Regions from separate parts of the Homo sapiens genome. Here region 2 is linked to region 1. Evidence: chromatin loops called from intact Hi-C (ENCODE). Cell type or tissue: CD14-positive monocyte. All regions are shown on one strand. Each heading gives the region's core, and the rest is flanking DNA. Links, peaks and the distances in the headings are about the cores only.

What was found. Peaks named below come from ENCODE experiments on the same cell type or tissue, not always from the same donor. Only the 100,000 strongest peaks of a DNase experiment are listed, where the experiment ranks them.
Region 2: it touches region 1 in a loop (2.6-fold over the local background); 4 of 110 quality-filtered maps call a loop at or near these places.

Annotation. Positions count from the first base shown.
Region 1 is chr7:80,698,116-80,701,042 of GRCh38, forward strand. No RefSeq gene overlaps it. Among named protein-coding and RNA genes, the nearest start is that of CD36, 61 kb to the left of the region's middle. In CD14-positive monocyte, for the core only: CTCF peaks have their summits at 1,128 (motif pointing right) and 1,356; DNase peaks (open chromatin) are centred at 1,126 and 1,846; H3K4me3 peaks cover 790 bases; H3K27ac peaks cover 1,105 bases.
Region 2 is chr7:80,769,263-80,772,189 of GRCh38, forward strand. The region is part of intron 12 of SEMA3C (semaphorin 3C); the gene reads right to left. Among named protein-coding and RNA genes, the nearest start is that of CD36, 130 kb to the left of the region's middle. In CD14-positive monocyte, for the core only: no CTCF peak of the experiment used is centred there; a DNase peak (open chromatin) is centred at 1,629; H3K4me3 peaks cover 878 bases; H3K27ac peaks cover 2,076 bases.

The DNA of each region.
Region 1 (2,927 bases), core at 122-2,621:
TTTAATATTTTGCATATAAGATTTATTTTGAAATTTGTCCTCTCACTTGAGACGTTTTGCCCTATTTAAGCTTCTGTTCAGATTAAAATTGAAACTCTCCTCCAATATTACACGACTGGCTTTTGATATCCTGGGCTCAACTGATGCTTCTCAAACTTTAATGGACATCCTATCACCTGCGTATGTGGTCAGAATGCAGATTCTGATTCCATAGGTCTAGAATACTGTCAGATTCTGCACTGGCCACAAACTCCCAGGTGATCATGCTGCTGTGGGTCTGCACCATAACACCAACCTGAGTTTTAATTCATTTTCTACAACTGCTCATCACTATGAGATTGATCAAGTCAATAAATATTTCTGTGCCTCTGTTTACTCATTGTCAAATAGTGATAGCACACTTGCTTTAATGGCCTCACAAAGCTATTGTGAAGAGGAATTAGATTTTATGTGATGATCTACTAAAATTTATAAACATATCCACGTTGTTCTTTTTTCTTTTTTTTTAAACACAAATTCAATGGTTCACTCAATGGGCATTTTCAAATCTTTTTTCGCATGACATATGTGATATATGTCATTATTTTCTGATTTTTTAACATAATTATGTCACCCTAGTAACTCACTGATCCATAGGAATGCTCTGATTAGGGGTTTGGAATAGTTAGATGTGGGGGAATAAAGGGAAAATATAGATGTTTAAAAATCATAGTGATTTTTACTGTATTAAATAAATACTGTATTTTACTATACTATAAATACTTTACTATAATAAAGGTAGAGTCAAAAATTTCATTGCTGAAAGTGACTTCACTTGTGCTATCCCATATGTAAATGACTTCAGTGTGTGATAGAGAAAACAAAGTTTTTAAAAGATAATTTTCCTAGGAAAAGATAATTGTCCTAGGTCACACAGCATGTTAGTCAAGAACAAGCTTGTACCAAATTCAGGATGACAGAAAACTTACTAATTTTTGAGAAAAGAAAACATCTGCCACATAAACGTGCTTAAATAAGGTGAAGATGAAGACTTTGATTATATTTCAGAAACAGTTTGGACAACCTGATGCAGGGAATACGATTTTAACATGTAATTTGTGAAAATTCCACTAGATGGCAGATGAAATCCAATGTTAGATACAGGAGCGTGACAAGGAGGAAAAATGGAAACGCTATTTCTTTATTGAAAGACTGGGCCTCTGACTTTGGCACATTTATTCAGTGTATTAATATAGTGCCTATCACTGATTTAACATATAGAGATATGCTTCATATAAAATATTTCCTACACATTTTTTAAATTGAACTAATGGCATGGCTACATACGCATGTTACTAAATGGGAAATTGTTCAATATAGTGAGAAAGCATGAAAAAAGACTTGAGTCCTGGTCATAGTTTTGACACTAAATAAAGAAGTGACCTTGAGTAAGTTATCTCACTTGTCTGAATCTCATCTTCTCACCCATAAAATGTAGACAATAAATAATAATGCACTACTAATTTGTAGGGCAGTTGAGGTTGTATGGAAATTGGCTTTATAAACTACAAAGCACAACACAAGTGTTGGTTACTGTTATTTCAAAGCCCCTTTTCCCTTTCTTGACTGAGGCGGTGGGACTGTGAGCCTCAAATCAGGTAAGCCCTCCTTCACCAACCTTCCACTCTGCTAAGCCCTCTCAGTGCCCTCAAGCTCCGGGAATCAAAATCTTTCACTCATTCTGGCTAGTGTTTATTTTGGCTCCTATATGCCTTTGGACTTCTGCAAGTTTCTCTGCTCTGGTTAAAACAGTCTGCTGTTCTATTACTGTGTGTCACAAGGACTTTCATTCCCTCTGTGGGTTAAAGTGTCACTTGGTGCTCATGGGAGAAAGATGGGGAAACTTCTTCATTTTGCTGGAGTCACTTAATTTTCAAATCTATGTGACAGAAGCCGCATAGTGTCCTACTTGTTCCTTCATACTTCCTCTGCCCTTCTAGGATTTTTAACAGCAAGTTTATGCCTCTCTGCTGGTACAGTCTAAATTCCAGTAATTCAAAGATTCATCAACAGTCCAAACTCTGTTTATATCTCCATGAATACTATTGCAAACCACATCCCAGCAATAACGTTTAGTTTAAGATTCAAATTAATGACTACAGTCTGAGACTACATAGAATATCTATTGCAGGCAACACTTGAAGAAAATTTGTGCTATCCCATATTTAAGAGGGGATAGCATGTGACTTGTCAGATCTGTAGCTGCTTAACAGAATCGCTGTAGAATATTTCCCAACGAAGGGTGTATCCAAGGCTTATTATTGGGGGATAATTCGTCACATCCATTAATCAGAGGTTGATCTAGAGACTGCATGCAGAAATAGTGAGAGTCTTGGATGATCTATGTAAAAACATATCTGCCACTTACAGGCTGTTAGAAAGGTGTGTTCTATTGTGGAAACTTTCCCCCTTCCTTTTGCTAAGAATTGTTCACAATGCAACTTAAGATCCTCAACTGTGAACATTATTATAAACACATACTTGCCCTCATTTTTGAGGGGGTGAAGTTGATCCACTGTGATTTCTCTCTGGTAGCATGCCATTCCCAGTTTTCCAGGAGTGACCCTGTATTCAAGCTTTCCACTTTTTCCTACCCATCAAATTCTACCTCCTGAACTTGAATTTACACTGAAGCATAAATACCTGATAATTTCAGAGTAAATTAATTACTTCTACCAAAGCTTTTCACATTTCAAAGCAATCAGAACCGGAAAAGGCAGGAAGAAAGGTAGAGGTTTTAACTGGCCTATAAGGCCCCTAAAATTCCTGCTGCCCTCCCTCCCACCTCCCCCAGTCCTACCCCACCATACACAGAAGACTGAGGTTTCCTAGCATCTTCTATTCATCTATATATAAACACATTAAATTTATTTTTGTTACTAAATGGT
Region 2 (2,927 bases), core at 275-2,774, 71 kb after region 1:
TAACTACAGTTGCCCTATGAAAAGAGACTGAGTAGAGGCTGTGTATAACACAGCTCCAAATAAAACTGCATAAAAACAGGTTTTGCTTAGAAAGGTTCTGATAGATAAAACTATCAGCTCTGAAAAGAAATAAGTACTCTCAAATGAGACAACTGACTCCATATTCCCCAATGTTTTCACTTACTATGAGAGCAAAATTTTACAGAAATCCCCATTTTCTGACAAGGCTCACAACAAACATACTTTATGCATACCATTTTAAAAATATTACACAAAGAAGGGCTATAAAGATGAGCTAATAAAAAGATAATGCAGGCCGGGCACAGTGGCTCACGCCTGTAATCCCAGCCCTTTGGAGGCCAAGATGGGCAGATCACCTAAGGTCAGGAGTTAGAGACCAGCCTGGCCAACATGGCGAAACCCTGTCTCTACTAAAAATGCAAAAAATTAGCTGGGCATGGGGGCAGGCGCCTGTAAATCCAGTTACTGAAGAGGCTGAGGCATGAGAATCGCTCGAACCTGGGAGGCGGAAGTTGCAATAAGCTGAGATAGTGTCACTGCACTCCAGCCTGGGGGATAGAGCAAGACTCTGTCCCCCCCCCAAAAAAAAAAAAAAAAAAAAAAAACCACAATACAAAAGCTGCTTTTTATCCATTTGCAGTAAAAGTTACAATACCACTTTTAGTCATTTCTCTTTTCCTTTGTTATTTTTGGTCTTGATGGTAATGAGTTCCCTGTATGAGGAATACTTCTGAGGTATCCTTGCGCTGTATCATTTACTAATAATTAAGTAAGTAGTCTTAAGTTGTGTTCTATCCATTTTCACTCATTGATTCAACAAGAAAGTACTGAGTGAGTTGGGCAGTATGGATGCAAACATACATAGGCATTGGACTCAAGAGTTCAGAATCTAGAATTTATGGTTTTCTGAGTAGTAAGTGTGTTCCCATTAAAATGTTAGTCATTGAGAGACAGGCATTCCAGAATGGCCATAAAACTCCCAATTACTTATGTCCACATAAAGCCATCTGCATGCCCTTTCGTTTGAAGATGATAATATACTTATCAAATGTTTTCCTTCTGGGGGTGGTGAGAATGGTATTCCCTGAATGTATTCACAACTATAAATCCTTTTTAGTGTTCTGCAGAATTGGACTATTGCTTTTATATCCTTGGGGAAGGCACCATGTCTATGATATGGTTACAGCGAAGCTGTCACTTCTTTTTTTCTTTAAACCTCACTTTGCTATTGTGTAAAACGTAAATAATAACCATGCTTTTCATAATGGCTATCTAAAAATCCATTAAGCTAAGGCTAAAGCCTAGCCAGAATCACTTCCCTTCTTTTGGCACTAACACCCTGACACATCTTTCGGAAACACCACCTACCTCATTTTCAGTCTACCTGGTTAAGGAATGGTTTACCTCTCTTCCGGCTCCAGGGAGGCCCACATGATGTAAGCCTGGCCAATAAGAGCATACCCTTGCCCCTGTGATTCACAAAGGAACTGACCTAGAAAAGAGTGAGGGCCCTGCCCTTCCTGGGAATGAGGTAAGTGAGCCTCTTCTTCTTTCTGAAATCAGGAGCATTCAAGCTTGTAAATCTGGAGGTGCTGGAGCCATTCTTGCTACCACATACAGACTCCATTTGAGAACAAGCAATGCAGAGGAAGTAAAACTGAAAGGTTGTGAAGTAAGTTCCTGACCACATCATCTTAGCACAAATTCAGCTATGTCTGAGGCTGTGTTCTGGATTTCTCAGTTAAACGAAGAAAACAGTTATTTTGTTTTAAGTAGTCTGAGTAAGGTGTGTGGTCACTTTCAGTTGAAAGAGCTCTGACTAATAAAAATTAAACAAGTAAGACATGGAAATTGCTTAGCATGGTGTCTGGCACATCAATAACGTTCTCAGTAAATGGAAGTTATGTTTTAGTTTTAGCTCCATCGCTGAGTACACTTTTGACACAATTGTAGTCACTTTCTTTGACTGGCCCTCAATTTTCTCTTCTGTGAGGTACAGATAATAGAGATACTCTAAATACATTAAAGCACTGTGGGAATAAGCAAGACAAATCTGCAAAGTCATTTGCATAATGCAACTCTATGCACAAAGGTAACACAGCAGACTCATCAATCCATATGAGATATTTTTATTTTCTTTTGTTTTATTAAATCATTAAAGAAAATTTCCTAGACAGTCTTCCTTCCTGCCTTATTTTATACTATCTAATTTTTTTCTAATATAAGGGAGCACAGCAATTATCCTTAAACCTTTCCACTGTCTCTAGCCAAGAAATCAGCTTGCATTTATAAGTACAGTAAGTGTTGGCTGCCTCATGCGAGTGATCAAACACAGCTCACTACTAAGCAGGTCATTGGAATAGTCATTTGTATATCTATCTCCTGAGTCTTATGTAAACAGTCCTAAGGGGGTTTCCCTGGAAACTCATGTGCCAAACTGTCTGCTTTCCCCTGCGCTTCTGAGGGATTTGGGGGAACACTGCCTCCTTAATGAGATCTGGCCAGTCCCTTCCTCCTGGTTGCTAACCTATAAATGTATTCTAGTCAGGGCCAGCTTCATGGGTGTGTCACCCACAGTCACACAAGTTCCTGTGCTCTTCTTGCTCCTAGGTGTCAGCCTAGGCAGCCCCGTACACGATATTAGGGGTAAATTACTGCAAAATGATTAGTTCTAGTATTAATTTAAAGTACTATTATAAAAGATAAAATCACCATATTTACTAAAAGGCATCTCTTCCTTTTTAATAATTTTCTGAGACAACTTGCTTATTAAAATGAGGAAACATACTTTGAAAGCCCAAGAAAGAACTGCAAAATATTTGCTTGGCAAATGAATGCTTAATAGAGATGAGGGAGGTATGACTAGACACATCAATTATTAATTTCTATAATTACATACTGATAAT